2 separate regions of the Mus musculus genome follow, and region 2 is linked to region 1. The links are chromatin loops, found by intact Hi-C in ENCODE. Cell type or tissue: gastrocnemius. All regions are shown on one strand. Each heading gives the region's core, and the rest is flanking DNA. Links, peaks and the distances in the headings are about the cores only. Region 1 holds the start of Lncppara (long noncoding RNA near Ppara). Region 2 overlaps Gm41375 (a long non-coding RNA gene).

What was found. Hi-C counts contacts between places; a loop is a spot of excess contacts. Peaks named below come from ENCODE experiments on the same cell type or tissue, not always from the same donor. Only the 100,000 strongest peaks of a DNase experiment are listed, where the experiment ranks them.
Region 2: it touches region 1 in a loop (2.5-fold over the local background); 20 of 42 quality-filtered maps call a loop at or near these places.

The regions. Positions count from the first base shown.
Region 1 is chr15:85,700,541-85,716,677 of GRCm38, reverse strand. It overlaps Lncppara (long noncoding RNA near Ppara), which reads right to left and starts at 12,905. Exons shown (of 2, transcript NR_110483.1): 1 at 12,388-12,905; 2 at 9,154-10,124. It overlaps Mirlet7b (microRNA let7b), which reads right to left and starts at 9,359; the gene lies at 9,275-9,359. Gm34622 (a long non-coding RNA gene) reads left to right here and starts at 4,739. Exons shown (of 3, transcript XR_384306.3): 1 at 4,739-5,144; 2 at 5,528-5,651; 3 at 6,693-7,807. Mirlet7c-2 (microRNA let7c-2) reads right to left here and starts at 10,075; the gene lies at 9,981-10,075. In gastrocnemius, for the core only: CTCF peaks have their summits at 6,046, 6,246 and 7,152 (motif pointing right); DNase peaks (open chromatin) are centred at 7,605, 8,351, 8,528, 9,407 and 4 more places; H3K4me3 peaks cover 344 bases; H3K27ac peaks cover 3,006 bases.
Region 2 is chr15:86,041,494-86,057,630 of GRCm38, reverse strand. It overlaps Gm41375 (a long non-coding RNA gene), which reads left to right. Exons shown (of 3, transcript XR_875536.2): 2 at 790-901; 3 at 3,900-4,064. Among named protein-coding and RNA genes, the nearest start is that of Gm41375, 9.1 kb to the left of the region's middle. In gastrocnemius, for the core only: a CTCF peak has its summit at 7,090 (motif pointing left); DNase peaks (open chromatin) are centred at 7,245 and 7,933.

The DNA.
Region 1 (16,137 bases), core at 4,486-9,485:
CTGTTTCACCTCCTGCTGAGTGTGACCTTGAGTCACATGACCTGTAGACAGCCTAAACCTGGTAGCACCCTCCACTTTGCGTGACAGCCCTCCTGGGGACATCCCTCTCAGTAGGGGCTGGTACATGGAAGAGTAAGGGAGAAGATAGGGATGGTTGGAGAGGTTAAACAGGCTTTCTTTGGGGCAATGGCTAGTTCTCTCAAACTAGGGAAGAGTAGGGATGTCTGTTTATGGATGGGGAAACTCAGAAAGGCAGAACACTGTGGTGAGCTGGGGTGGAGTTCTGACTCCCGTGACCCTGCAGAAGTGATGTGGAGGCAGGGGTTCATGTGGGTTGGAAGAGGACGCCACACCTGGAGACCTCACAGGAACCATTAGGTCTCCCCATCTACAGAGAGGAGGCGGCTAAGGACAGCACCCAAACTGCCTGCCTTTTACTATGGGCCTATTAGCGAGTGCAGGGCGCCACCTGGTGGACAGGACAAAAACTGCCTAGATTGGAGTGGCAAATTAAAAAGGTTACCAGTATGTGCCGGTTAGGTTTTTGACAACGTGTCACAGTCATCTGGGAAGAAGGAACCTCAATTAAGAAAATACCTCCATCAGACTGGCCTATAGGCAATTCTTTAGAGCATTTTTTAAAAATTAACGATTAATGTAGGAGGTCCCAGCCCACGACTAATAATGCCACTCCTAGACATTGGAAACGTGGGCTAAGCAAACCGTGGAGAGCAAACCAGTAGGCAGCAATCCTTCACGACCTATGCTTCAGCTCCTGCCTCCAGGTTTCTGACCTGGCCTCCCTGTTATCTGGAAGTATAAGATGAAAGAAACTCTTCCCTCCCCAAGTTGATTTTGATCATGGTTTTGACCACAGCAATAAATAGAAAGCAAGCCAAGCCTGTGCCTTTTTGTTACAGCCTGCAGAAGGTCTGGGAGCTCTCCGACCCCACCTAGGCTCACGATGTAACTCCCCCACCCCCAGCTTCTGCTTGGCTGAGTGTCCAGGCTACAGTGTCTTGGGGATAAAAGAGGCCACTGGCTCAGCCTTACAAGGCCCACAGGCCCCTGTCTCTGTCTCTCATAGTCTTTCTCCCAGTTCTGACCAAACTACAGCTGAGAAAACCCACTATTCCCAGAACACTTAGCAAAGCCAATCAGGACCAGGGACAGATGGGCTACACCTGGGCCTCACACTCGGAAGCCAGACTTCTACATCCCCCAAAGTCCCAGGTACAGGGAGACAGGGCAGCACTGATGATCAAGGGGCCTTGCCTGAATCTGGAAATGGCAAGTACTTCAGCTCTGTGTCTGGAGTCCCTGCCTTGTTCTGCCTTGGGGCCTAACTTAGGGCACTGAGTGGCACCTGGCTCTGAGCATGCACCCGGGTGCCCTTCCTTCTGCTACTCCTGAGCCTCCTCAAGGCTGGATCCCCACAGGACAGGCCACCACCCAGGGCTGGGCAGCCTGAGACTCTCCCTAGATGGCCATGTACAGGGGAAGGGATGGGGGCTGCAACTCCCCTGAGCAGCCACGGCTTCTCACTGGTGGACCACTATCTGCTGTGCTTCGGGGGGGGGTCCACTTTGGTTTGAGGACAGGGCCTGCAACCTCTCAAGACTCTCTGCCCACTTGAGACTTCTGCTGACTAAAGCCCCTGACATAGCTTCTGCTCTGTGGGAGCATGAGGGTACCAAATCAGCTTCCCCCTATACAGACCTTGTCAGAGCCTCCAGTGGCTCACTACTGCATGACTCCAAGAGAGGGCATGTGGAGGGGGGAGCAGAGCTGTACACCTTAGAAAAGTCTTCCCGGGCTGGTGTGATGGCTCAGCAGTTACGAGCACTGAGTGCTCTTCCATAGGTCCTGAGTTCAAATCTCAGCAACCACATGGTGGCTCACAACTATCCATAACGAGATCTGACGCCCTCTTCTGGAGTGTCTGAAGACAACTACAGTGTCTACATATAATAAATAAGTAAATAAACAAGTAAATAAATAAATATTTTTGAAAGAAAGAAAGAAAGGAAGGAAGGAAGGAAGGAAGAAAGGAAGGAAGAAAGAAAGAAAGGAAGGAAGGAAGAAAGGAAGGAAGAAAGAAAGGTCTTTGCTACATTCACTCCAGTAGTGCACTACAGGTTTAGAAACCTGGAAGCAGTCCTGAGACAAAGAGTTTCACGGAAACTTAGGCTCCTGGAACCTCGGCATTCCCATAGCCCATATACTCAAACCCTGTGTATTAGTCTGGTGTATGGATCTGTGTACTTTCTTGCATTATAGGTGCTTCCAAGTAATGATTTTACAAGTACTTAAATCAGGTTGAATTTTACGCCCTGGCCTTCACCAATGTCCTAGAAAGTCCTTGAAGCCAACCCTAAGCTTGGAATTCAGTAAGAATGTTACCTATTCAGTAACACTCAAATTTACTTCTAGCAGAGACAGTGAAGATAATCAGGCATTACAATTTACTTGTATAGAGCTAGGAAAGCTCAGGGCTAATCTGCATAGTAATTACTTAGGACAACAGCCCAGTCACACCCAAACACAGGAATACACAATGGCCTAGGAAATAGGTGGGTTGTAGTACTATACATAAAACAGTTAGTAGAACAGAATACCCCTGGTGCAGGTTTTTCACTAGTCCCAGAGGAATAGCATAATCAGGTATTTACTAAAGGACCCCTGGTGGTGGGTTTAACAATAGACCAGCATTGCCTCAGAACATTCGCCAGGCTCCTGTGTTTAGCTGATCTTAATTAAGGGTTGTTCATATTCTCAGTTGTAAACACTGCCTGGCTTCTGCCATCTTTTTATGTATACATTTTCTTTGTTTTGTTTTAAGAACCAGTGTACCTTGACAGATATATTCGCCTAGCCTTCTTGTTTTTCTTCTGTATTAAAAGCCCGGTGTTCGCTTTGTGAAAATACATCCAGATACAGCACTCCCTTGTGTCTGTGTCCGTTTGTCACCTTTTTCATCGCCAACTCCATGCCCGCCTGTAATGGGAACCCCGAAATTTTTTCTGCAGATTGAGGGAGGCCGACTGGGGCCAGTTCATGGCAGGTCTTGCCACCCCTCCCCCAAACTCTAGGAATCCTCACAATACAAGAGTGTTTCATAAGCCCTTACAAGAGCCAGCAGCTGGGGGCTGGAGAGATGACTCAGCACTTAAGAGCACTGACTGCTCTTCCAGAGGTCATGCGTTCAATTCCCAGCAACCACATGGTGGCTCACAACCATCTGCAATGGGATTGGATGCCCTCTTCTGGTGTGTCTGAGGACAGCTACAGTGTACCCCATACATAAAATAAATAAATAATTATAAGAAAGAAAGAGAGAGAGAAAGAAAGAGAAAGAGCCAGCAGCTGCCTCCTTGCCTTGTTCCAGGCTCCCAGCTGTTCTGCATTCTCCAATGGCTCTGAGCTCACTTCACCCATAACACAACCCCTTTAATTTACTTGCCCTTCTGATTTGGTTTCTTGCTGTGATAAAGCCCTGACTATAGATAACAGGATAAGGTTGGGTTTTGTCTGACAGGTTGGAGTCCATTATCAGGAAGAGTCAGGGCAGGAGCTCAAGGTGGGAATCTGGAATCCTAGGCTAGAGGACTTTGCCAGTACCATTTGAAGAGTGAGCTCGGGGGCTGTTAGTCTGAGGAACTCCGCCATTGCTGGGAGCCACCACTAGGGGAAACCTCCTACTGAGAAGAATCAGCTTGCCTCTCTCATTGGCCCAGCTGCTGCGCAGGGATGGCTAAGCAAGGGGGAAGACAGGCCTCCTTTCCTTAGCAGAAACAAGCAGGGAGAGGATGAGAGGCCTGCCCTGGGAGGGATTTTGATGTCATTACACCTGGCGCACCCTAGGGCCTAGTGTGGATGTTGAGGGTGGGGCCCTGGGGTGCAAATGCCTGGGGCCCTGAGGGGCTGTTAGCAGGCCTCCTGTGTCTGGCTCATGGGTGTGGAGGGTAGAGCACTTGTCAGGGCTCACCACAGCTTACCTCAGCCCTCCTAGAGGCCTGTAGACAAGCCCCTCTCACCCGCTAAGGGCAGTGACACTGGCTGGGCTTTCAGGGCTACTGGGCTATCCCAGGGTTGCTTTAATCTCAGCATTGGTTGTGTTCATTTCCTGTACTTGGTCGACCCTCACCCCCTGCTCAGCATCCCTATGCTCAGTGTTTTCAGTCCACAGGACAGGGCCCCTGTCAACTCCACCCGACTTCACAAAGGCTCCTCCTGACATTGGCCTGGCCTCTGTCCAGTCCCATTTTCTCTCCTCCTCCTGGAGGCTCGGTGGCTGTTCCCGCCACCATATCCACACAATCTCACCCCTTCCTCCTGGAAGGGCCCTTCCCCCTGGAAGGGCCCTTCCCATGCTTCAGGGCCTCGAACACTCCCCGGTCTCCCCCTCCCTGAACCTTCAACGCCATCATATCCACAGTCCTTGTCAGCATAGCCCAGCTGCAGGCCAGCCATTTGGGTCTAACACACAGAGGGAAGAAAAGAGTGTTTCCCTCGAAGCTCTTCTGGACCCTGGACTCATACCAAGCTGATCCAGGGAATGAACGGAAGACAGAGCCAGGAGGGAGATGCTCGGGGTAGACTTGGTGAGTGAGGCCCAGCCGGAGAAGGAGAGAGGAGAGAAGGGGTGGGTGGGAGGCAGGAGACACACCACTTTGGTTTCCAGAGACTGCAAGAGGGCAGTGCCTCCCCCCCAATACTGGTGGCAGTGTGGTCTTAGCTAGAGGTCTGTCCAATGCCTAGGACCAGATGCTAGAGGGCCTGAAACTCAAAGGCAGACCACTTCCTCGTCCCAGTTCAAACCCAGGGCGGTTGCTTCTTTCCTGGGAAGCCAGACTAGTGAGCACTGGCTACTTTCCTCTTGCTAAAGAGGGCAGCTGGGACAGACCAGATTCCTTAGTTCCCTCCCTCAATGCCTGTCCCCTTCACTGTGCCCAGTGGCTGGGCAGGCAAGACAATGACAGATGTGGGTGGACAGACCTGGACTTCCGTACCCACGCTTCCTAGCCTGGTGTGTAGCCTTGAGAAGGTTGCTCCAGCTCTGCTCCTCAGACTCCATAACCAGGAAACCAGCTCAGGAAGGTGGCCTCTAGAGCTTGTACTGTCTGTGGGAAGCAGACCTAAAGGTATGTCGCCTCCATTCCTGTGTTTACACCAATAGCCTGTGCCTCTGCTTCCATCCCGCAGAGAGCCGCCCCTACAGAATAGAGCAACCTGGCTTTCCACCTAGGCTCACACAAAGTGGGGGTTTTGGCTGGGTCCTGGCTGGGCAGGACAAAAGGAGGCGGTCAGGGATGTGTATAATGAACTTGGGCATCTGGGAAGGTATATGGGGGTGGGGTGATTGGCAGTCCCTCCTTGCCCTTGTCCTGAGGTTTGGGCCCATGAGCAAGTCAGAGAGCCAACGGTGCTCTGTTCCCTGGTGTATCTCAGCTCTCTGGTTGTCCTGGGTCTGACTAGTGTGGTTTTTTTTTTTTTTTTTTGCTGTCTCCACTTTGTTCTGTTCCAGAGAAGGACTGGGCTCAGAGAGATCAGCTGCATTCACCCAGCTGGCCCCAGGCATTTCTCCAGTGCTACAGCCCGTCTCAGCAGGTGACACCAGAGACACAGGCCTACCAAATGCCACAGGACAGGTGTGCAACGGGCAGAAGGTCATGGGCGCAGAAATGCAAAGACCCACGGGTCAGCCATCACAGCTGCCTCCTAAGCTGCGGCCTCCCCTCAGCCACCTCCCTCCCTCCCTCGCCTTGGCCATCCTCATCTTCAGGTCTCCAAAGACGCAGGCACCTTCTCCCCACGTCGGTTGGTTCAGTCTTAGGATGGTCCATTTCCTGCCAAGAGCCCCCGTAGGTTGGCTCCCTGGTGCCCGTTGGAGGGGTGTGTGTGCTACTGCCTCATAAGGGGCAAAACTTACCTGATTGGGGTGCTGGTAAGCTGTGACCTGGGCTCACTGCTCTCTCCTGGGATGCGGAAGGACTCCCCAGCAGCCTTTTACACAGCTGTGTCTTACAAAGAACAGAGTGGAGACAGGTGAGACAAGGCAGGCTCAGGGGCATACTGAGAACTGCAGCTTGGCCTCCACATAGGCCTTCCCTGACTTATCCTTGAACCCAAGGATGGCAGAGGCCAGAAGAGCCCCGCCACCCGCCCCCCCCTCCCGCCCCCATCACCACCTGAGTGGAGCAGAGGTTGGGCGGGGCGTGTGATCAGTTTGGTTGCTATGGTCTCCTGCTGCCACACGGTGTCGCTGCTGGGAAGCACACCACCCAGTGGAGGCGGTGGATGGGTCAGGAGCCTGACTGAAACAGGGCTGCCTTCCCAGAGCTGCCTCCAGAAATATTCCCCTGGGCCTAAGCTTGGCTTTTCTACAGCCTTCTGCACACACACACACACACACACACACACACACACACACACACACACACACACACCACAAATCCCCCCTGGTATGTGTCTGTCAGGAGTGGTGTAGGCAGATGTGTACAACCTCACAGGGACTCCTGCTGGGTCACTCTGCACAGGATTGGGTATCTTCCTCTTAGGAAGCAGTGAACGTGTGCCTGGGTTCACTCTATGAAACATAGTATGTATTAATACTGATCATCATACTATATGTAGCATTCATTATATATTACATATCTGATATTTGTGTTCAATTTTCTTTATTTTTAAAGGAAGTAAGGCTGTTTAGGGGCACTGACATCCTCGTGGGTCTCAGCTTCAAGCTGCTGGATATAGTTCTGTGACTCCTGAGACCCCCACCTCCGCCCTCCTGCCAGCTACTGCTGGCTCTGCCACTGCTACGGATGTCACCCCCAGGAGACCCTCTATCTCTGGAGAATCATCCCGGGTGGGGCAAGGATGTGCAAGTCTTGCTTCTGTAAGACTCAGCGAGGCTTCTGCATGCTGCCTGGGTTTCCAGCTGATGTGTGGAGCCCAGTTTCCATGTGTTGGGGCCACCCAAGGTCCAGCCTGCTCTCCTCGCTGGTCTTGAACTACCTTGTCCTCAAAGACACTTATGCACATCGTGATAACAGTCCCAGCCTGCCCGGAGGGTTGTATCCTAGGACCTCCAGCCTGCAGCATCTCCTTGGCTCCTGATTAACAACCCCAGGAGTCACTTCTTAGATTAGCCAGCAGGTGGCAGCAGAAGGCCGGCCAGGGACCAGGACCTTCCTGGGTACTTTCCCTGAGGCACAATCTGGGGTGCCCTTGAATCCTGACTCCACCCTCTAAGTGGAAGTGTTTTGCTTCCTTTGTAGGTTGTGGAAGTGGGGAAGTGAGCACAGGGTCTCCCTGGGCTGAACCACTCCCCTGCACCCCAGAACTTCCACTCTGCTGAATGCTGTGTCGTACCCACCCTGATCCCCACATGCACCCCTATCTCTAGTGACAGTCAGTTGTCAGAGAAGAGCCAACAGAATGTAGAGAGGGGCACAGGACATGTCAGAGGTCATCTTCCAGGAAGCTACCCTGACTGCAGAGCACCTCAGAGCTCTCGGATGCTCCCACGCTACCCCACTGGGTGGTCGCCGTGTGTCCTGTCCTGTGTCCCTAGTACTTGAACTCTGCAGAGCAGAGGCCATCTCCCACTGCAGCATAGGAGCCAGGAGGTGGGTGTGACTGGCCAGCATGTCATTCTGCTTGCACAGACACAGCTGGCTGTGGTAGCCAGAGGGTGGGCCTGTGTGAGGGTGAAGGGTTGGGGGCTGGGCTGTGCAGAAGAGTATGGAAGGTAGGCTGTGTGATGGTTTGTATATGCTTGGTCCAGGGAGTGGCACTATTAGGAGGTGTGGCCTTGTTAGGGGAAGTATGTCATTGTGGATATGGGTTTTAAGACCCTCACTCTAGCTCCCTGGAAGCCAGTCTTCTCCTGTTTGCCTTCGGAACAAGATGTAGAACTCTCAGCTCTTCCTATGTCATGGTATTCTTCTGCCATGATGATAATGGACTGAGCCTCTGAACCTGTAAGCCAGCCCCAATTAAATGTTGTCCTTATAGGAGTTGCCTTGGTCATGGCATCTGCTCACAGCAGTAAAACCTTAACTAATTCAGCAAGGGATGAAGAGTGGGCAAAGCTCTGCACAAGGGAGGGGAGGAAGGACTACTCCTCTAGGGCTGGAGGCATAGCAAGAGTCAACAGACTTCACCACTGACTACAGGATAAAGAGAGGTAAAAAGGTGACAATTTATCATCCACCATCGATGTTCCAAAGGACAGCAGGGAGGAGACAATGGGGCATGCCACGGAGTGTCTGAGTGTCCACTCCTGTGTCTCTAGCTGCCAACTCCTATACAGCCATCAAGACCCAGCTCAGATAGCCCCTACTTTGGGAAGCCATCCCTGTTGCTCTCAGAGAGTACTCAGAGAGTCCCTCTGGGTACTCTCAACCCTGGGGCTAGCACAGTATCAGATCTTTGGAAATGGCTGGCTAAGTTTGAGAGGTCTGGTAGCTGAGGGTGGATATAGAGGGGCTCTAGGGGTGTTTGGTCTGCCTAGGTGCGTCAATGGAGGTGTGTGGATATGCAGAGTTGAGGCAGATTGGGTTCAGGACGGGAGCTGGGACTCGGGGGATTCATTATGGGGAGAAGGCCAGGACATCAGGGTCAAGGTATCCACCCACGAGGGAGGCCTTTGGTGTCTGGTCAGGTAAGACTAGGACTTTACCTTCCTAAGCTAACACTAGCTGAGGGCTGACCCTCACCCCACTACCACCACCTGAATGAAGGCTTGGGGTCCCTGGAAGAAGGGTATATGACCATTTGGCCCAAGATTAGAAAGCTACATCCACAGCCGTCCCAATACTGTCCCAAGGGAGGCAGGCACGAAGGGACAATAGGCCAGGAATTTCTCAGATCTGGTTAGGACCACAGGCTGAGGGACACTGGAAGCCAGTACTGTGCTCTGAGACTTGGAGTCATAGGGTCTGTTGTTCCACTCATGTGGAGGGGCTTGGGTGTCCAGGGCTTGGGCCACTAAGGGGCACATGGAAGATGAGGGGAGGGTACTGTTCACTACCCAGAGCAGCTCTTGCTGGCAATGTTTCATGCATGCAAACGTGTCAATGTGTGGTTGGCGATCTCATGTCCTCTACGGCCAGTCTCCGTATTTCCAAAATGACCAAAGACCAGTTGTAAGTTCATGACAGAACATCCTTTATTTATACCCAGGTCCCACGTCATAGCCCCCACCCAATCTGTGGCTCCATTTAGCTTGCTGAGCGGGGGCCTCCATGTAGCTGTGTCCCTGGGCGCCTCAGGGAAGGCAGTAGGTTGTATAGTTATCTTCGGAGGGGCAACATCACTGCCCTGAAACCACACAACCTACTACCTCACCCTGCGGTGTCCGTGTTCTGGAGGAGGCCCAGCCGCTCCCCACCCACCCTGGCCACAGGCCACTAGAGCCATAGGGCACAGGGCGGGGTGGGGGAGGGGGAAGTGGAGACAGAGGTTCAGTGAGAAAGGCCTGTGCCTACCAAACAGATTGAGGAAGCCTCTGGTGTCTGAACCCATTGCCCCAGGGACAGGGGACAGTGGCCTACACGGTCCATCTGCAGGCTGTACTCATGGGTGTGCTAAGAATGGCTCCTTTTCAATTTCTTCTCGGAAGAGACGCTTGCTCGTCAGAGGCCTGACCCTGCGCTGGAAAGCCTGGGCAACTCTGGAACATAGTTGAAGGTCTAGTCCAGACCCTCTTTTCATGGAGACCTGTGAGCACAGGTCTGATATGGGGCCAGGGGCAGGAAGGCCCCTTCAGTGTGGGCCAGGGAGAGAAGGTGCCCTGAAAATGCTGTCTGTTTTCATCGCTATGCCCCAACCCTTATACAGATGAGTAACAGCCCAGAGAGGTCAAGGGACTATCCAAGGTCTCTGTCAGGCTCTTTTTGCATGGTAGTTATCACCCCCCTGTCCCTCCCTCAGTCTCCCCAGCCAGGGCCGCCGTTGTATCCACTGCAGATATTGCGGCCACTTCAGGAAAGACAGTAGATTGTATAGTTACCGCAGAGCGGGGCAGAGCCCAAAACCATACAACCTACTACCTCACCCCAAAGGCCGTCAGTCAGTCTTGGCGTAGAGCTGGATGTTGTGGCTTCTTGAGGTCCCTCCTAGAGGAAGAAGGAGAGCTGGGGACATGGTGAGCCCCACCCCCCACCCCCGACACAGGCCGCTCAGTGCTGAGGGTATTAATAGACTGGGATTTTCTCAAAATGGGCCAGGGACATTTAAACAAAATCACAGAGAGAGTAAGGGGAGACGGGGAGACGGGGAAACGGGGAGAAGAGAGAGAAAGCACGGGGCACTGAGCACAGGAATGGCCACAATGGGGGAAGGGTGTCATTTGTTAAAGGCCACCAAGGTCCAGGGTGCTTCCAGTGTCCACCTGGCTGAGACCCAGCCTCTGTCCACTCAACTCTAGCGTAGTAGAATCACCAGGACTCCTGCTAAGTAGTAGCCTTGGGCATGTACCCTCTTCCCCTTAGGCAGGAAGAGCCCCCCCCTCGTGGGCTCTGGTTCTGTCCCTCCCTCTTCTCAGGGTGGCCTGAGCTGACCTTGCTGGGGGAGGCTCAAAACAGTCTTTCCTTGTGGGAGGCAGCCTAACTCCCCATGGTGGCCAGCCGGGCGCAAGTGCAGACCCTGGCTGGACACTCATGGCCAGTCTGTCCCTAACGACTAGCACTTCCAGAGGCCAGCAGAGATCGCTGAAGAAACTGAGGCTCAGTCTCTGGTCTCAGGTAGCTCTGCTCTCAGAAGGGAAAAAGACCTGCTTCTTTCAGGCCTCAGACCGGTTTGCCCAGCATGTGGAGGGAAGCCCTGTGCCCAGACCTAGGAAGCCAGGCAGCTTTTGCTCTCTGCATGAGCCCTAGCGTCTACTGTCACGCCTCCTTTCCTCTCTGCCAAGGGTCAAGGGACAAGTCCAAAACTCCTGGGTCAAAATGAAGCCGTTAGGTCTAAGTCCACATTGTGGCCCCAGATCCGGAGTCTATGGGGCAGAGGAGCTTAGGAACAAGGTTCCCAGAGCGCTGGTGTGGCCTGGCCCGTGGTGGGCAGGCCTGTGATGATAGGAAACACTAATCTTCCAAGCCCCAGAAGGAAATCTGAGCCACTGGGGTGCCATCCCCTGCCTCAAGCCTGGACCCTTTCACTAACAGGCAGGTCAAATACCCTCAAGGATGGTCCCTGCAGAGGCAGCAAGGCAGAAGAGGCGTGGGAAGAGAGTGGTGAAGGGCCCCTTTGGTGATCCTATCTATGATGGGTGGCCCAGGTGAGAAGGCTGAGGGGTGTCCCACACTGCTTAGCCTCTCTGTAGGCTTGACTGGCCATGGTTAATCTCGTCGGTTCTTAGGCTGTGCCCGGATGTGGTGGAATAGCTAGAGACCACATTGGTCATCTCCATCTGAGCCCAGCACCTCCCTCCCCCTCTCCGCCCCCAGAAGCACTTTGAAGGAGGAAAGAGGTCAGACATCAACCCCAGGTCTCTCAACACTTCGGGTTCTGCCCTTGGCTGTCAGGATACAAGTACGTGGGCAGGTCTGGCTGGAAGGTCGAGACTGGCCCCTCTGACTCTGGGCACCATCATGCATTTCCGTGGGGTCCTTTTGGCTGGCCCCTGGGGATTCTCAGCCACTCTACTTAGCAGCAGGAGGCCGGTGTATGCCACTGTGTCAGCCCCAAAGCGCCTTTTCTGCACTTGGTGAGCCTCCCTGAATCTGGGCTTCATTGCAACAGAAGCCTTGCAGAGCCCAAGCTATGGTAGAGAAACACCAGGACACAAGCACCCTAGTTCTAGCAAGGACAGTGGGCCACCACGCACTGTGCCTTAGCCCAACACGGGAACAGATGTGCCTCTGTCTCCCTCATCTGGCCTTTCTCTAGGCAAGACCTTCTGGCAGATCCTCCATTGATACCAAGTGGCCTGGCCTGGGGGAAGCAGGATCACACTGGGGGGATTAAGTGATGGTGCCCGGGGTACAGAGAAAAGAGAGGGACCTCATGCTGAGGTCCCCAGAGGTCTCTCAGGGCTCGGTGACCTTGTCCTCAGGTTGGGAGGCTACGTCTCTTCCACTTGGAGCTGGTGATGAATGGAACTGCACCTCTGTTAAGCCATGCCCAGTCTAAGTAGGCCGATACGGGGTCAAAAGTCACCATATCATATCATGGGTAGATGTGTCATCTGGGGTAGATTGCTGGGGGGTGGGGTGGGGCACAATACTGAGGGCAGGGGTTGGGGGGAGCACAAAGCCTCTAGGTAAAGACATCTAAGCTGAGGGCAGGTCCTGGAGCACTGGCAGGGATGTGCCTCTGACCCTAGCCTTCCTTACTCTCAAGTCTCCCTACTTTCCAGAGGAAGGACATTGGGGCCCTACTTACCACAGGGAAGCCATAGGCATGCAGAACTTCCTGCTTGGTTCCACTTCCTGACCACCTTGGGGGTTAGAAACAAAAGCAATGATCATCAACTTCAGAAGGGAGAAAGCCTGGCCCCTGGTGGCCTCCCCTGGCCACTCCTTAAGATCCTATAGCACAATGGCATTTTCATCCAGTCTGCCTTTTGCCTGGTGACACTTTGCATGCAAAGCCTTGGATGGAACGGCCTCTAAGCTCAGCCCTGTGCTGGGCATGTGGGTCAGAGACTATGCTCCAACTTCACCCATGGTGGGCAAGCGTGTTTTTGTGGGTGGCCAGTGGCCCGCGTGCAACTTCCCTAGGACATAGGGCAAATGGGGCTTGAACTCTCCCAAAGAGCAGAGACCCAGAGAAAGGGCTCACTGGACTACAGACTCACACCATGAATCAAGTCACTATCCTACCTCCCTCGGGCCCAAATCATCATGGCAGAGCCATTAGTAAGACAGAAGGAAGGCCAAGCAGGGACATGGGGACAGTGAGGGAGAAGCCTGGCCAGCTGAAGGGCTCTGGAGCTGAGCCTGGGGTACAGAATATGGAGACAAGGATCTGCCCACTTCTGTCCGTCAAGCCGGAGTGCTTTGTTGCAGGCCTTGTTAACACCCCCCTCCCCCAACCACGACTCAAGGATGGGAAGATGAGCCCATTGGCTACTGAGGGTCTGGTGAGGACACACAGGGTGGGAAAGCCCCCTCCCTGACTACCAGCCTCGCATGGGCTCCCAAGACAGCCGAGCTATCTGTCACGCTGACACCCTTTCTCGGATCCTTCCCACTGCGCCCATCAGCCCTGCCCCCAACCCACAAAGCCTCGAAATGCCCTGGGCAAGCCTCCTCTGCCCTCCTTGGCCATCTCCCAGGTCCTTCCCACCTCCTGGCTTTTGCTCTGGTCTGTCCGTCTGCCAGGAACCGCTGACCTGTTTTTCCTGTTTCTTTCCACAAGGCTCCTGCTCCCCGGGGGGGGGGGGGGGGGCAGGGGGGTGCTGGCTCTGCTCTGGTGAGGCTGACCCACAGGTGCCTGTCTTAGGCCGATTCCTCTCACAGTGCCTCTCCACACTCTGGTGGCAGGCATGGCTATCATGGTCTCTTCAGTTCCAGGGCAGCTCTACTCTACCTGTGGGGGACTTACGCTGGTTCCACAAGACTTCAGGGAGGGTCACCCTTACTGGATCTCTGGTCATCTCTAGAGCCATTTGTGAAGGAGAAGGAAAAGGCCCAGTTCCATATTTGGGAAGCGTTCCGATGTGTCAAGCCCACCTGTGAAACAGCCTGGCCTCGGGCCTGGGGCTTGGGACCCACAGAAATGACTCCTTTCTCAAGGGGTAACAAGGAAGGGGTCCTGAAAGAGACTGCAGGGACCCAGTGGGGACAGGCTGGAGGAGGGCCAGTGGCGGGGCGGGCAGGGAGTGAGCAGTCAGCAGACGCCCTGCCATCTGCCAGCCGCCACCTCTCAGTCCTGTCCCAGTCCTGCAGTGTCTGCCTGGGGGAGGAGCCAGGCTGGCCAGGACAGGTGTGCCAAAGGCCTAGGCAGGCAGGTGGCCCTTTCAGGGCTGGGCGGATGTCTGGAGGGAGAGAGGCAGACAGACAGTGTCACCCTGAAGTCACCTCAGGCTTGGCTTGGGGCCACCAAGAGCCAGACCCCCCCCCACAGTAACCCCCCCTCTCTTGGCTTCCCTGATTAGGTTTCTCCCATAAAGCGGCCAGTGTCTCTGCTCAGTAGGCCGTGCCAACAGCGAGTCTGGGAACGGCGGGAGGGGGTTGGCATCCGGCTGGGCAGAAGGCGGATCTCCTTGTGAACAAGGCCCATAAAGTTAAAAAGATGCACGCTCACTGGGTAGGCATGGGTCGACATGCCAGGGGGCAGGCCATGCCCAGTGGGCACCATCTTGGATCTAGCTAGGACAGGCATGTTAGGGGGTGAACAAGAATCTCATTCATCAAGACAAGTAACTTTGTGCGAGGTTTAGAGAAATGGTTAATGCAAAAGCCCCCTAGACACTACAAAGATCACATCTGAGTGAAGATGACCTGGGCTTTGCGGAGTCTCCCCTGGCTTCAGACTGGAACGCTCTGGCAGGTGTGTGGCAGAGTGCTGGACAGGCTTGGGTGCCCTCTTCCAAGCACGGACCAGTTACGCAGGGTCACACCCAGAGCTGGCATTGATATGCCTTCCACCTGGCTCTTGTAGCCTTACACACCTCATGATGGTCCCATGCTGGATCCGATCTGCACTCGGCTCTGTTTAGCTCAGGGTCTGCAGTGCTCTGGTGGCTTGCCTACCCCTCAATCTAGGGTCCATAGCAAAACTCAGGAGAGAAAAAAAAAAAGGAAGATTCAAGGTCTCAGCTGGCTGAGGAGGCCCATGTAGCTGAGCCTAGCTCTCCCCATCTAGAAACAGGGTCTGAGGCAAAGTCAGTTGGCCATGGACCTTCTCTGGAGAGCTAGCGAGATAGCTGTCTGATACGGACAGGATCAGAAGCCATGAGGAAGTTGCTGGCTTATGCCTAGGGCAAAGCACAGAAGGCCTGGAGTACAGTAGGGAAAGGCCACTGTGCAGGGACCCTGGTCCCTGGACTCAGCTCGGAGCTAGACATTTAGGCTACAGGTCACCAGCTCTGAGCACGAAGCTATGTGTTCATCTGTAGATATTCTCAGTCAAAGCCTCATCTGGGTCATAGGAGGGTGAGTGGGAATTGACTATAGACGTGACATCATGGGGACTCTGTCTGCTCTCTGACAAACCACCCCCCCTCATCAACTCCCCCATGGGCCTTGCCCTTCCTTGGGAGCCGTTTCCTGTTCTAGGAAGCTTATATCCCAGGATCCCAGGAGGCTCTGTCCTAGCCCTGCAGTGGGAAGGCATTGATCTGGGCCGGTAAATTGTGAACGTTCTGCTGGGTCTCTGGAAGGAGGGCACGGCCTGAACAAGTACCACTTCAGGGTGACAGAGTTTTCTGCCTGGAAGCTGTAGGGGAAGAAGCTTAGGGCCAACTTCCTAAATGAGACAGCTTGTCTCTCTACATGGCTTCTTGCTACCCTGGTGGAGAGATAGCAGGACCAGGCAGAAGAACAGTTACATAGCATCGAGTAACCCCCCCCCCCTGCTGCCCAAGAAGATTTTTACTTGGAGCTATCTCCTCATTTTTTAAGGGCCCTCCACCCCCCCCCCAACACAGGGGTAGCAGAGCCTTCCAGTCACTCCTGGCCTCCCAGAGCATGCCCTGGATTGTCCTACCTTGAGAAGTTGGAATGTACTGTCATTACGGCAATGACCAAGGCAGCCGGTTGTACTGTGGACCTGGACGGCATCATTATGGTAGCGCTCTGGGACGCGCGCTGCTTCTGATCTCTGGGAAGGCAGAGGAAGACTGTGAGCTTGTGAACAGGCACAGGAAGCTCTTAGGGGGCTTACAGTGGATCCCTGCTGAGCCGAGATGCTGAACCAGGCAGCCACTACATAGCGAGTAGGGAGGTGGGGGGTGGGGGACTGTGTTGGGGTAGTCAGAGCCTTGGTGGTCTGGTCCATTGGCCCTGTGGGTCTGGGAGTTAAGCAGCCTCGTCTAGCAAGCACCTGGACTGCTTCTTGATATCACAGGCTACCCCGGCCAGGAGACTGGCTGGACACTGTAAAACCCTGGCATTCTATGCCATGCTCAGCCAGGGAGGCCCAAGGTCCTTGGGCAGGTCAAGGGTATGAGGGGCATTTGGAGGACCG
Region 2 (16,137 bases), core at 4,894-9,893, 340 kb before region 1:
CTACTTTGGGCAGGAACCTCCTCTGAGTCACCTTTGTGCGGCATCCCAGCCCAATGCCACACCAATCTCGCTGGTTCCTCCTACCCCTGGCTTTCCCTGCTTCCTCTCTGTCCTACAGCAAAACCGGACTCTGGTCGTCGCCCCACCCCCACCGCCCCCTGCAAGCACAAGTGCTACTTTCCTGCCTCCAGGATTGCCTAGACCATATCCTCCCTGGGGCGCGGAGGAGGGGGGAGCCTCTCCACTCTGGCCCTACCCAACCTTCCAAGCTAACTCCAAAGTTTCAGCTCCACAAAGCCTCCCTTGACCAGTCGCCCAGTTAGAAAATGTTTCTAGCTTCCCAGGAAGCCAGAGTTCTCGGGAGTCATTCCCCACCCTTCTCCTGTGAACTCAGCTGGGCAGCTTCTACCAGGAGAGGTTCGATGCATTCATGTAGGGATCCCTCCCTGCTGAAGTTAAAGTGTGTCTCCAGAGTCCCTGCATTGCAAGCTTAATCCCCAGTACACCCATGTGGCACGTGATTACTTTGAAGGGCTCTGCCCTCAGAAAGGCTTTATGATCTGAGCTGGCTTTATAGAGTAGGCTCTCGATGGAAGGTGGGTTGGTTTGAATGAGAAATGGCCCCCATAGGCTCATATTTTGAATGCTTGGTTCCCCAGATGGTGACATTGTTTGGGAAGGATTAGAAGGTGTGGCCTTGCTAGAGGAGGTGTGTTTCTGGTGTGCTTGAGGTTCCACAAACCCATATTCCTGGTTAACTTTCTCCCTGCCTCATGTCTGTGTCTCAAGGTATAAGCTCCCAGCGACCGCTCCAGCACCATGCCTGCCTGTCTGCTACCATGTTGCCTGCCGTGATAGTTAACGGACTAACCCATGGGAGTCCCAGATTAGACACTTGTCTGTAAGTCACCTTGGTCATAATGTCTCATCAAAGCAATAGAAAAGTAAGTCCCTGACATGCACTCATGAGGATGGCATGACAGGCAGGTCCTCACTATCACACAGGACATCCTGAAGCCAGCCAGCACAGCTGCAGAAGGGCTCTATGCGAGGTGTTACAGGAAGCCCTGCCCCTCACGTCCAGTCACTCTCTCTGGCTTCCTGTTCCTCTGTAGACAGGCCCTGCCCTCAGCTCCTGACCCCAGGGGAGAATCCTCTCTGGCCTTATTCCTGTAGCATATCTCCATCTCTGCTGTTTCCGGTTCAGCCTGCATGTGTTAATGGTGATGGGAAGGGAGCCTGGGAGATGCTGGGGCTTCTGGTCAAGCTGAGCCACCAGAGGCCATAGCATCACCGCATCAGGAAGACAACCAGCAGATACACGCAACAGCCAGAGCCTGGCATAACCCAGAGGGTGCCCAGGAATGTTCTTTGCATGAGTATCCAGGATGAGCCCCACAATGGAGCCAGACTTCTCTAATCCCTCCCCTCCTGCTCACAAGCATTCACTGGGTACCCATTCCCAGGCACTGCCTGGTGGAGAATGAAACTGGTCAATAAGTACATTCTAGAAGACAGACTTGGACAGACACTACCCCTAGGAGAACTTGGGGTTACCATGACCACCACCTACTCAGAGGCTCCTCACAACCATGGCCCCTCATTAACTGATAAAGGCTATTGTGGTCCCGACTGTGTCTCACAAATCTGAATATTTGAAGTCCTAATATACCAGACCTCGGAACAGGACTGCATTTGAAGACAGGGTCTTTACAGAGGCCAGAAAAGCCAATGGGGCCACATGAGCTACCTCCAGTCTAGTTTGTGTGGTTCTTGCGTGGGGAGGAAGTATTTGAGACAGGGTTCCTCTGTGTAGCCCTGTCTGTCCTGGAACTCAATCTGTAGACCAGACTGACCTCGAACTAGGAGATCCACCTGCCTCTGCCTCCCAAGTGTTGGGATCAAAGGCGTGTGTCAGTCACCGTTGCCCAGCTATCTGGCTGGTTCTTACCAAAAGACAATCAGGACACAGACTGAAAGGGATGACCATGTGGAGACAGAGAAGGCAGAGACTCACTCCACACCCTGGTGAAAAGGAACTGACCTTGTACAGTAAGGAAATCTCTCTTCCACCCGCTGTCCTAAAAGCCACCTGATATGAAAGGCCACGCACACACTGCGATCCACTGACCCCACCTTCTCTGCTCAAAGTGAGCTAGATACAGAGGGATATCTATCAAAGGCCAGAGCCAGACCAGTAGGTGCTTCTGAGCCCCTGGGCCTCACTGGAATCTATAGGAAGGTAGCTAGAACCTGTTAACACTCTGAGGCCAGCTGGACCCTCTTGGTCCCCAAAGCCTCATGTCAGAGACCTGAGGAACATTGGGTGTCCACTGTCTTCTGATTTCCACAGCAGAAGAGAAGAGTGTCAGAGGAGAGGGGAGGGGAGGGGAGGGGAGGGGAGGGGAAAGGAGAGGAGAGGAGAGGAGAGGAGAGGAGAGGAGAGGAGAGGAGAGGAGAGGAGAGGAGAGGAGAGGAGAGGAGAGGAGAGGGACTCACTATTACGGGACTCCCCTGGGACAGGCAGGACCTCCCTGGGACAGGAAGTTAATCAGACAAGCCTGGCTTATTCCACTGATCTTGATGTGACATGGCTCACACAAACTTTGGACGCCCGAGAACAGTGGTTCTCAACCTTCCTAATGCTGCAACCCTCATGTTGTGGTGACCTCCCCTCCCCAAACCATAAGCTTATTCTGTTGCTATGTCATAACTATAATTTTGCTAGTGTTATGAATCATAATGCAAATATCTGATAGGCAGGATATCTGATATGTGACACCCCCTCCCCAAAGGGGTTGTGACCCACAGGTTGAGAAATCTTGTCCTGGAGCCTTAATTTCCATGACTGTAAGGTGCAGGAACGAGCTGCTCTCTGTAACCAGACAGCAGCTGGGACTGGGTCTCAGCCCCTAGTCTCTTCCCACTGAAGAGGCAAGCAGCAGCAGCGGCCTGTGGGAGATCAGGACTCAGAGTCTGCAAGGTGGAGTTGAGAAGGCTGAGCAGCGAGGGCTGTATAGTCTGATGGCGGCAGGCAGATAAATGTGTGTCTGCGCACAATGCCTGTTCCTCTCCCCATTCTAGGCACTCCCTGAGTGGGGGCCCAGTAAATGGTCAGATGTCATCTAGAAACCCAATTCACATATTTTCTTGCCCTGAAGTAATGTACTCTGAAGTCAGAGGCCCCACCAGTGTAACAGCTGTTTTTCAGGGGAAACCCCAACCCTGATGTGTTAGGTACACTCTGTTCTAGGTTGTTCCCATGACAGCATCACAAGGCATCTTGGAAGGAACATGGGTGTGATAGGACCTGACACGTGGAAGGCTCTACTCCAGCATCTCCAACTCTGGCTGTGACCCTTGGAGGGTCTACTCCTGCAATAGAGGGTCTTCTGTACAGCTTTGTCAGGTCTTGTGGGGTGGCAGAAAGCAGGCTCTGAGCTGCCTGCCTGGCATGGGAGCTGTGGGTAGTGAGCCAGTGCTCAGGAGGGAGATGAGGGAGCTAGGGATGGTAAACTGCAAATCCCTCTTAACAAGTTAGGGCTTTAGAGCTGGCAGGTGCTCCACCTTGTGGCTGCAGGTGGTATCACATCACAGAAGACAGAAGTCGCACTCATGGATGGATGGCCTATTGGGGTCCACCCCTTACCCCTCTCCCTACCCAGCAGCCTGCCAAACACAGGCACAACTTGGGACCACATAGCAGAGTCTTTCTTTTTTGTACCTCTGACTGTGTCCACTTTGGGACAGATTGCTGGCCCTGATCTAGTTTGGGCTCTGAGTTTCACCTGCTTGGTGACCTTGGCCAGTCCCTGAAAGGTCTCAAAGCCTTTGTTTCTTTACTTTGAAGGATGATGGCTGCCTCCTTACTTTTTCCCTACCCCTTGCTCCCTCTACAGCTGTTCACAGAGGTCCATGGCCAGCAGATCTGACCCATGAAGACCTTCTGGGGATGAAAGACCCACATGTGAACCATTTATGACATGCTCACTAGGGCCAGAGGACTGGAGGGGAGGCCTGTCCTGGTGTGAGCCTTTGATTTTAAAACCTAAGAAGGCATCTGAGGAGGTTAGACCATGGAGGGGGTGACAATCTTCAGGATCTTTAGGTTCTGGGACAGGTGCAAGTCAACACTGGACTTAGAAAGCTGAGGGCATATGTAGGCCAGTGTATGAGCAGGTGGGGAGATGAGGACACCAGGACAGTACAGGGGAGGTGAGGGGCTGGAGCAATGAGTAAATGCAGGGGGTGAGGGGCTGGGGCAATGAGTAAATGCAGGCGTGAGGGAATGGGGCAATGAGTAAATGCAGGGGTGAGGGAATGGGGCAATGAGTAAATGCAGGGGTGAGGGGATAGAGCAATGAGTAAATGCAGGGGTGAGGGGCTGGGGCAATGAGTAAATGCAGAGGTGAGGGAATGGGGCAATGAGTAAATGCAGGGGTGAGAGGATGGGGCAATGATTAAATTCAGGGGTGAGGGGATGGGGCAATGAGTAAATTCAGGGGTGAGGGGATGGGGCAATGAGTAAATTCAGGGGTGAGGGAATGGGGCAATGAGTAAATGCAGGGGTGAGAGGATGGGGCAATGATTAAATTCAGGGGTGAGGGGATGGGGCAATGAGTAAATTCAGGGGTGAGGGGATGGGGCAATAAGTAAATGCAGGGGTGTGGGGCTGGGGGCAATGAGTAAATGCAGGGGTGAGAGGATGGGGCAATGATTAAGTTCAGGGGTGAGGGGATGGGGCAATGAGTAAATGCAGGGGTGAGGGGCTAGGGGGCAATGAGTAAATGCAGGGGTGAGGGGATGGGGCAATGGGTAAGTGCAGGGGTGAGGGGCTGAAGACAGTGAGCCCGTGAGGTGGTAGAGTGAGAATTTTGGTTTCTTAAAAAACCCAGTTATGTTATGTGAATATGTTTTTGTTTTAATCCCAGGTGTTGGGATGTGGCTGCTTCAGATTGTCCACAGCCGCTAATGATTCTCTCATGCTCTATCGAGGGGTGTGATTTTTGGCACATGCAGATAGCCTATGTTTGGAATTCTGGGGACTCTTGAGAAAGCCGGTGGCTGCTGTTGGTTCCTGCTGCTGCATTTGCTGTGCTGGATTGCTGGATTGTTCTGCTGGTGTGCTGATTGGAGATATTCTGACAGTGCAGGTTGGACTTGCCCCATGAAACTCAATACCCCTAGTCAGCAAGCAGTAGTCTAAAGTGGTCTATACCCCCTTTCTCCTCTAACCTTCTTTCTCTCTTACCTAGTGTTAGGGTGAAATGAGGGCTGGAAGGGTGGTAGACATAAGAACTCAATAAAGTAGCTCAAAAATATGCCAACAGGGTAGTGAGGAGCTGGTGGAGGAAATGAAGGGTCGTGGGCAGTGAGCCAGTGCAGGGAACTGGGGGGCTGGGTTAGTGAGCTAGTTAGTGCAGGGGGGTGAGGGGCTGGGATCAGTGAGATAGTGGGGGTGGTGAGCTGGCAGAGGAAATGAAGGGTCATGGGCAGTGAACCAGAACAGGGACTAGGGTGGCTGGGGCAGTGAACTGTGGGCGAAGGGAGAGCTTGCACAGAGGCTGTTAGAGAATGTGTGCAGGGAGAGGATGGGACAGTGGACAGCAGGGACCTCTGGAAAGCCAGCTGTTAGGAGCAGCTTTCACGGGGCTGGACACGGATGAGGAGGGGCCTTCTTGGCCTGTGGTTCTTGGTGGTTTGGGGAGCAGGGTGCAAGAAGATCCGACCATGTGGACAGTCAAGGCACGGAGGAGCCCAGACATGGCGTCTTTCCTGAGGATCCGTCCTTTCCCAGTCCTCTAGGACAGTCTACTTGAAGAAGGACAGGGACCACAGAAGCAAAGGAATGGAGTCTCCAGAAGCAGGAGGTGGAGGTCGGCAGACAGGACAAATCTCCAGGATCTGTGGAAGAACTATAAAGGAAAGGATGAAGAACAGCTTCGGGGGAGGGGACAGGGCGGGGTGGGGGTGGGGGCGGCACAAGACGACAATATCCATGACAGGTAGCCATGGCCAGCACAGCCTTCATGGTCCCTGTGATCCTTGAGAGCAGAGGAAACTTCCCATGTAAAAAGGAACTGTAGACAGAATGTGATAGCCAGGCCCCATCTAAAGTCCTCGTAAGGCAACCTTTAGGACTCTATAGACCAACGCTATACACTACAGAGCTTTCTAGAATTACAGACATGTTCTACAGCTAGTCTGTTCTATAAGGGTGTGCCCATTAACCACAGGTGGCTACTGAGAACTGAAATGTAGCTAGTTCCAGGAAAGGGAAGTTACAGTTGCATCTTGGGAGATAACAGATTGCCATGCAAACAGCCTGTGTGGATAGTGAGGCAGCAGGCTGACTGAAGTCTAGCACGGAAAACGTAGGCCATCCCGCAGTGGGAACTGGAGCCAGGGGAAGCCCGAAAATGACGGGACTATGAGAGGATAGCATGATTCACCAGTGCGAGAACACAGACGGACCGATTAGACAAAGACCGTACATCGGAAGAGCAGGGAGGTAATTGGAGAGAAAAAAGGGAAGTAATTTTAGAGTGAATGAAATTAAAACAGTCCTAATGAATAAACACATTGCATCACGTTTTGAGATGGACAGAACCAAAGGGGGGAACGTTTAGTAAAACAGAGATTTATTTTATTTTTTAAATTATGTGTATGTCTGTGTGGGGGTATGAGCACATAACATAAGTGCAGAACCTGAGAAAGCTAGAAGACACCAGATTCCCCGCAGCTAGAGCCCCAAGTAACTGTGATTTAGGTGCTAGGAGCTGGGCTTGAGTCCTCTGCAAGAGCAGCAAACACTCTTAACCGCTGTGCTATTTTTCCAGGCCCAGGGTGCGTAGGCTTTTGTAAGTGTGTGTGTGTGTGTTGATGTATTTATTTTTATCTTATGTGTATGAGTGTTTTGCTTGCTTGCATGTATGTGCACCATGGGTGTGCATTGCACACACAGGTCAGAAGAGGGCATCTGACCTCTTGAAACTGGAGATATGCATGGCTGTGAGCCACCATGTGGGCATTGGGAACTGAACCCAGGTCCTCTGCAAGAGCAACGAGTGCTCTTAGTGAGAGTGCTAGCCTGCCTTCTACTGGCTATAGCACTTGGGAGACTGGGCCCCGTGTCCTGATTGGATAGCACAGTGGAGTTGGCTCTGGAGGTGTGGGTGTGAGTGGGGGGGGGGGGTGCACGGGCAGGAGAGCTGACCCTGCCTCCTCCTGATGGCAGCATTGGCTGGCCTAGCTGGCATAGTGCTGAAGAACTCAACATGGTGGGGTAGATAAGGAAGTGCCAGCATACTGGTCAGCTCAGCTGCCATCCAGGCCCAGATCCAGGGCATCTAGTTGGCCCACCCCAAAATCTGTATCATCTGAGAACATTTGGGACATGTGACAGGCCAAGTCCTGCTGATCCGCTGCTGCAGAATCTCCCTGACACAGGGTACCACAGGAAAACTGGGAAGAGCCCCGCTGAGGATCCAATAAAGATGGTGTCACAGAAACTAGAGATCTCAAACCAGACCAATGACTCACTGCAATGAACATTTGCAAGTGAAGATGTGTGCACCAAGGGATATACTGTGGGACACACTGTAACACACTACAGCTTCCACGATGAGATGCTTTCTTTGTTTTGTTGTTGTTGTTGTTGGTTGGTTGTGTGGTTTTTTTATTTTGGTGGTGGGGGAAGATTGCAAGGGAAGGGCAGATATAAGGGGATGGGGAGATGATCAGGACTAGGGTACACGATGTGAAACTCACAAAGAATAAAAAGTTTTAAAAAGCAAACAAACAACAAACATACAAAAACAAAAACCAAAAAGTGCTTTTAGCCACTGAGCCATCACTCCAGGTCTCCCCTCTCCCTATGGTTCTTGGCACAGTTCCTGGCCCCTAAAATGCTTTTCAGAAGTTGCCAAGAGAACTCACCTAGGGTTTCAGAACCGGCCTGTGACTGTAGAACATGGCCAGTGTATTCCGGGAGGCTGACAAAGTGTCACCTGAAGCAGTGTCCATATGCCATCACATTAGTGGAAGTCACCAGCATGCCCAAAGGCATCCAGTCACCTTGCCAGATACATGGAGGGTGGAGACCAAGGTAATTTGTTTGTTTGTTTGGTTGGTATTTTTTTTTTGAAAGATTTATTTATTATTATATCTAAGAACACTGTAGCTGTCTTCAGACACACCAGAAGAGGGAGTCAGATCTCTTTACGGATGGTTGTGAGCCACCATGCGGTTGCTGGGGTTTGAACTCAGGACCTTCAGAAGAGGAGTACTCTTAATCGCTGAGCCATGTCTCCAGTCCCCAAGGTAGTTTTTAATGGCATTTTGTAATTTTTCCTGTAAAGTTCTTTCATTTGTGACCTTTTCTATAAGAAACTGCTTATAATCGGCTGCCTTGTGCTTATGTCACTCTGGATGGGCGGCGTGAGCACTGAGACTCAGCGGGAACGAGTGACCGCTGTGCAGGAGGGATGGCAGCATTTCTTGCTTCTGGTGATGCCCGTTTCTATATGACCTGTAAGGGGGGCATTAAGGACCGGAATTGATGAATAAGTAAGCACAGGCTCTTTTTTCTATAAATTGGTTATGACTTGATTGTGATGTGTAACAATTGGGCCTGGTGAGCCTGACCATAAAAATGTAAGCTTGGAGGCTATAGAATGTATCCTGTGCACTATAAGAGCTACTTTGTCTATCATAATGGTAACATTTTAAATGAAATGTTTTACATCCCCAAGCAGTGGGGAGGTTTGTCGCTACTCTGTGTAATTTAGAGTCAGGTTGGTTTTCTTTCCTACCTGGACTGCACTTGTTTTCAGTAGTCGTAAGCTACTGTGTGTAGAAGGCTTTGCATAAATCCTTATTCTAGCAGTTACCAGCTGACAGTGCAAACGCTAATTGGGGGTTCTATTTATAGGGAGTCTAGAATAAAGTATGAAGTTCTTCGATCAGTTTGCTTAGTGCAGCGTTTCCTGGTGCTGTAGTCCATCTTCTATCTAGCTTGTTTCTTCTCCAAGGAAAAACCGTGGTGCTGATCAAACTGCCCAGCTTCATGGAGACGAATGAAACTTGGGTCCTTACCTCGCACCCTGCGCAAAACTCAACTCCAAATGGATCAAGGACCTTGTCTTAGTTAGGGGTTCCCGTTGCTGTGAAGAGACATCACAACCAAGGCAACTCTTATAAATGACAACATTTAATTGAGGCTGCTTTACAGTTTCAGAGGTTCAGGCCTTATTATGGCAGGAAGCACAGCAGTGTCCAGGCAGACATGGAACTGGAGAAGGAGCTGAGAGTTCTAATGTTGATCCCAAGGCAGCGGGAGATTACTGTGTCTCACACTAGGCAGAGCTTGAGTATGTGTATATATATGTGTGTATATATATATGTATATATGTGTGTATATATGTGTGTGTGTATGTATATATATATATATATATATATATATATATATATATATATATATACATATATATATATATATATATATATTACCTTAAAGCCCTGCCTCCACAGTGCCACACCTCCTCTAACAAGGCCACGCCTCCCAATAGTACCACTCCCTGGAGTAAGCATATTCAAATCACTACAGACTAAACATAGACCTGATACTCTATCTCTGTGTCTTGGTTTGGCTTTTACTGTTGTGAACAGACACCATGGCCAAGGCAACTCTTTTTTTGTTGTTGTTTTGTTTTGTTGTTTTTCGAGACGGGGTTTCTCTGTATAGATAGCCCTGGCTGTCCTGGAATTCACTTTGTAGACCAGGCTGGCCTTGAACTCAGAAATCCACCTGCCTTTGCCTCCCGAGTGCTGGGATTAAAGGCGTGTGCCACCATGCCCAGCTATCCAAGGCAACTCTTATAAGGACATTTCACTGGGGCTGGCTTACAGGTTCAGAGGTTCAGTCCATTGTTATCAAGTGGGAGCATCGTCCAAGCAGGCATGATGCAGGAGGAGTTGAGAGTTCTACATCTTCACCTGAAGGCCTCTAGAGGACTGGCTCCCATGGGCTTAGAAGGAGGGTCTGATGGCCCACCCCCATAGTAATGCACTTCCTTCAACAAGGCTATTCCTAATAGTGCCACTCCCTGGGCCAAGCATATTCAAACCACCAACTCTGAGATCAGAGAAAGTAGAGAATATGTTTAAACTCCCTAGCACAGTAAAAAAGACTTTCTAAACATGATCCCAGTATTCAGGTATTGAGACCAACAATTAACAAACAGGACCTCATAAAACTAAAAGAATTCTGAATAGAAAAGAACACCATTACTCCAGTAAAGTGGCAGATTACAGACTGGAAAAAAACCAAACTAAAAACCTTTTATTAGCTAGATGTCTGATAGAGAGTATCTAGAATATATGAAAAGATCAGGGCAGGCAGTGATCAGAATGGAAAGTGAATAAGTACGTTAATGGGGAAAAAAAGAAAAAAATCAAAATCTCAAAAAAAGAAAACAAGTCATTTTAAATGGGGCATAGAATTAAACCGAGTTCTTTATGGGAAGTGGTGGTGCATTCCTTTAATCGCAGTACTCAGGAGGCAGAGGCATGTGGATCTCTGTGAGTTTGAGGCCATCCTGGTCTACATAGTGAGTTCCAGGACAGCCTACAGAGAGGAACCCTGTCTCAAAAAAACAAAACAAGCAAACCCCTGTTCTCAAAAGATAAGTTATGGATTGCTAAGAAACACTTTTTAAAAAATGTTCATCATCCTTAGCTTCAGGGAAATCCACATAAAACTTCTTCAAGGTTTCATCTCATCCAGGTCAGAAATACTAAGGTTAAAGATCATGATGATGAATACTAGCATAGATGCGGGGAGAGGGGACTGACCATGCCAGCAGGGGAAGAGGGAACCCTCATTAACTGATGGTTAACCAGTAAGCAGAATAATGTAGCCACCATGGAAATCAGGGTGGAGATCCCTCCTCAAAACCTACAAAACGGATCTACCACATGAATCAACTATTGGAAGGACTCCACATCCTACTTAGAGATTCCCGCTCATCCACAGCCATGGCTGCTCTACTCACAATAGCCGGGGAATGGAAACAGCCTCGACGTCTATCATGATAAATGGATATTGAACATGTGGTATATTTACACAACGGAATATTATTCAGCTACAAAGAAAAACAAAATCATGCCATTTGTGGGTTAATGGAGTTGGGAGCAGTCATTCTGAATGGGGTAACCCAGGCCCAGAAAGACAAACACCATGTTTTCTCTCATCTGGGAATGTTAGCTTTGAATCCTGAGATGTATGTGTGTGTTTCATTTAGAGAATCCACTGAGGCCAGGCGCTTACTAAGGAGCCGTGCCAAGAGACGTGTAAGGGAGGGGCAATAGAGTACAGAATAGAATAAATGGTTAAATGAGAATAATGGAGCAGGAAGTGTTATACCAGGTAGGGAGGTGGAGGGTAGGTTAGAGGAGGGTTATGGGTAGGGGTAAATGACATCAAAGACCTTTCAAAAATATATATAGAAGCCTACTACAAAGCTTCTTAAAAATGCACCCATAAATGCACTCTGTTACGTATATACATGTATAGAAAGTGAAATTGCCCTAATTTTAAAAAGATTTGTTTTTATTCTTTTACCTGATTTTTAAAAAATTTTACCTCTGTGGTGTGTGTGTGTGTCTATATGTTTGCTCTCTCTCCCTCCCTCTCTCTCTTTCTCTCTCTCTCTCTCTCTCTCTCTCTGTGTGTCTATGTGTTTGCTCTGTGTGTATCTATGTGTTTGCTCTGTGTGTGTGTGTGTATCTATGTGTATGCTCTCTCTCTCTCTCTGTGTATGTGTGTATGTGTGTGTGTGTCTATGTGTTTGTCTTTGTGTTTGCTCTGTGTGTGTGTGTCTATATGTTTGCTTTCTCTCTCCCTCTCTCTCTCTCTCCCTCTCTCTCTCTCTCTCTCTCTCTCTGTGTGTGTCTATGTGTTTGCTCTCTGTGTGTGTCTCTATGTGTTTGCTTTCTCTCTCTGTGTGTGTGTGTGTATGTGTGTGTGTGTGTGTGTATGTGTTTGCTCTGTGTGTGTGTGTGTGTGTGTGTGTGTGTGTGTGTGTGTGTGCCCATGGAGGCCGGAAGAGTGAGAGCATCAGATTGTCTTGAAGCTGGAGTTACTCTGTTCTGGTCTCCACCTCCTGCCACGTGACCTGAGTCCCCCAGAAATGAATTGCTGCTGAGAGCTGAGCTGGGGTGTCTCTGACCTACCCAGGCAGAGACTAGGCCTGGAGTCATGTGCTACAGTAGTTCTCTGGAAGACAGCTGGGACCTGCAAGGGATTGCCAGCTATACCCCCACTTCCAGCTCACTTGACTTTGGGCAAGAGCAGTCATTCTTATCCCTTCCTTGGGAAGCCTTCCTGACCCCCAGCTGGCCAAGATCCTCCACCTCCTACCCCCGCACTCCTCCCTGTCTTGGCACTTTCTCATGCTTCATGGTGGATTAATGGCTCAGTGGTTAAGAACACTGGGGGCTGAAGAGATGGCCCAGCAGTTGAGAGCACTGGCCACTCTTCCAGAGGACACCGGTTCAATTCCCAATCCTATATGGTAGTTCACAACTGTCTGTCACTCCAATTTTTGACATACATGCAGGCAAAAGACCAGGGCACATAAAATAAATAAATTCTTTAATAAAAGAGCACTCAACTGTCCTTCCAGAGAACCTGGGTTCCCAATTGTCTGTAACTCCAGTCCCAGGAGATCCAACATCCTCCTCTGGGCTCCATGTGCACCTGGCACACATGTAGTATATAGGCAGACACACATGCAGGCAAACACGCTCATACCCATAAAGTTAATTTTTAAAAAAGAAGGAAATTATAGATTTGGCAGCTCACACTGGCTCCAACTGAAATAAAATTCCTTATGTATCTCTCCATATATTTGTTTATTTGTTTTTCTATCAGGGTCTCACTATTTTGAGACCATATCCAGCTCTGATTGTCCTGGGGTTTACTATGTAGATCAAGCTGGCCTCAAACTCACAGTTCCGTCCAGCTCTGTCTCCTGGGTGCTGGGATTAGGCCACCACATTTGGCTCCTTTCCTTTCCTTTCCTTTCCTTTCCTTTCCTTTCCTTTCCTTTCCTTTCCTTTCCTTTCCTTTCCTTTCCTTCCCTTCCCTTCCCTTCCCTTCCCTTCCCTTCCCTTCCCTTTTCTTTTTTCTTTTCTTTTCTTTTCTTTTCTTTTCTTTTCTTGTACATGTGTGCTTGAGCTTGGGTGTGTATATGCACCACATGTGTGTAGGTACCTGTAGAGATGAGGACATTGGATCCCCTAAAACTGGAGTTATAGATGTTTACATGCTGCTTTTTGGGATCTGGAAACCAAACCAGGTCCTCTGTAAGAGCATCAAACACCCTTACCTGCCACGCCATCTTTCCAGCTGCTTTCCTTGTATATGAATTCACATTAGACAGGCCTTCCTTGGGAGAAATCCTGAGGCCTCACTGGGATCTCTCCTTCAGGAAGGATTTGGGTTCTGCTGGTTATAATGGGGTGCTTTTAATATGGGGCCACTTTAATTTTTTGAGTTGGGATTTCCCTGTCTCTGAGCAGAGTGTGAATTTAACCTCAGTACCTGGAGAGCAGAAAACTGGCCTATAATTATACATTCCTGAGGGGGATTATTGTCATTTTGAAATATCTTTACCGAGAATTCAGAAGCAGTTGCCCACATTTCCTAGTGGGCTCTCTCTATTGACAGGCAGGTTAGGGGACCACTAGCTCCCTAAGAAATGAGCCTGCTTTGAAGCTTACAACCTGACAGTCTTATGTCTTCTCCCTAGTCGCCCAGTGCTCACCACTCTGCTCTGCCAAAAGGACTGTCTGTGGCTGATCTCTGGCTCCAGCGGTTTCTCTGGTTGTGTCTCTCCAGAAGACAGGCTTTTGTCTGACAGTGTAGACATTTGCCCACATGGGGTAGGAGGTATGGGCGATTCTCCTCATCATGCTGTCAAGAGTCAAGGCTCACTCTGGGCGTGGTGTCAAGATGTTCTTGGCTGCCGAAGCAGTTCTCACCTTGCTTGGGGCAGACTTTTAAAGTTGATTTATTTGTTTGTCTATGGATGTGTGTATGCATGCTGAGCCATCTTGCCAGCCCTGGAGCAGGTATTTAAAGAGAGCTTGGGATGTGAGGTCTTGTGGGTAGCCTATGGAGTGCGGCTGCCCTGTGCCTGCTGCTATTTCTGTTCCAGGCTTTGACCTGCATATGTACTCTCACAGGTCACCTTGTAGACACTCCTGAGGATGCCCAGGACAAGGGACAGCTGGAATCACAGCAGAAGGAACAGTAGACGACTCATGCTGAGGGGAAAGGCTGTGGATTCATCCCATCTGGATTGGAGAGTACCTGGAAACCAATAGATTCCTTGTCTGTTTTAGTGGGGTGCCTGTGACCAAATGGGGCTCCTTGGAAGAAATGCCCCGACACAGCCAGTTACAATGCCACCCACCCTTGGGGCTCTTCTTCGCCAGAGCACTCTAGATGCACCCCTACGGTTCTTCCATCTCGGGTGCATGCTATCCTTGCTCATTTGCCCCAGCTTCTCAGCAATGCTCCCGCTCCCCACGCCGACACTTGGGTGCCTGGAGGTTCTGCGTTCCAGGTTGAGCCATGGCAGCAAAGAAAGCCACGCGGGCTGTGCTGCTCAGCACTTCTTGCCTGCATCTTGTCCCAGTGCCTCTTACAGCTAACTGGCCAGCTTACCCCGATTCTCCGTGTTCGAATGGCATGCTTCCAGAAGGTTCCAATGGGGCATAGCCCCATCTATCTTCTAGCCTCTGCTTCACTGTCAGGAGTATAGCTTTTCTGCCTTCCAGACCTGGCCTGAGTTTTATTTCACAAAGACTATGGTGGTCTGTAAGAGCTCCTATCCCAGGGACAGACCTCCATACAGACAGATGTAGCCAGCTCCTCTTCACCCTGCTTCCAACCCTTCTTCACTCTAGGGAGTACAGACAACTTTCTCCTCAGCGCCTCTAGGTGGTGTTGTGCCTCGGTGTCCCAAACCTGAGCTGGAATAGAGCCAAGAGTCCCTCACACAGAGGAAGTTTGGATTGCTCAACAGCTGGCTGTGAGTTAGAAGAGTAACCTGTGCTGTATGTAGCTGGACCCAGTGTCCAGAAAGGTCTTGTTAGGTAAAGAAGGGAGGCAGACGTCAACTTCAGAAAGACAAAATATAAGGAAGATTCAACCGGCCACTGCTGGCTTTGAAGATGGAGGAAGGTGTGTGTGTGGGGGGGGGGGGGGGAGTGGGGGGCAGAGGCCAAGGAATGCAAGTGGCTTCAAAAAATTAAACAAGCAGACAAAAAAAGGTGTTCTCTTTCAGGGTCCATAAAGGCATGTGGCAATCCCCACATCTGACTTCTGCATTGGCTGAGACCCATTGCAGACTGCCCAACCCCAGGACTGTAAAACAAATCAGGACAGCTGTGGTTGCTGGGATTTGAACTCAGGACCTTCAGAAGAGCAGTTAGTGCTCTTACCCGCTGAGCCATCTCTCCAACCCCAGCCAGGACTTATTATTACTACCAACACTATTCTTCTTGAACATCCACATTGACCCAGCAAACATGTTCATGCGGGTTCTGGGAGACCAGGGGATTTGGAGGGGATTCTGTGGACGGAGAAGCCAATGGGCCCCCAGTCACTTAAAAAAGCCAATCAACCAACTGCAACAGAATTTGAAAGAACCAATCATTCTGCCAATATCTTCCTGGGTGCCCCCTCTTCCTCACCCTGCAGGTGGTAGCTTGCCATGGTCTTCATCTTGGCTATGCAGTTCTGGCTCCGTGAGCACAGAAACCATGTACGCCCTGGCCCCCAGAGGCTGGCTGGGGCTCTAGGCTATGTGCGCTGCCCTAATCCATCTTCTTCGCTTTTGATCAGGGCAGGGTCTGAGCTCCTCTTCCAAGCTGCAGATCTCAGCATGCTCAATGGCATTCCATCTCAGCCTGACTCACTGTTTGTGCCCCATGGGACCATGGCCTCTGCCAGCAGTACTGGTGGGGCCCTAGGGATCCTCCCCTGCCCAAATGTCAGCAAGCTCTGCAGACTCTGTGAGGTTGAGTCTTCATTGGAAAGAGGAGCTCCCTAGCTTGCCTCTTTTT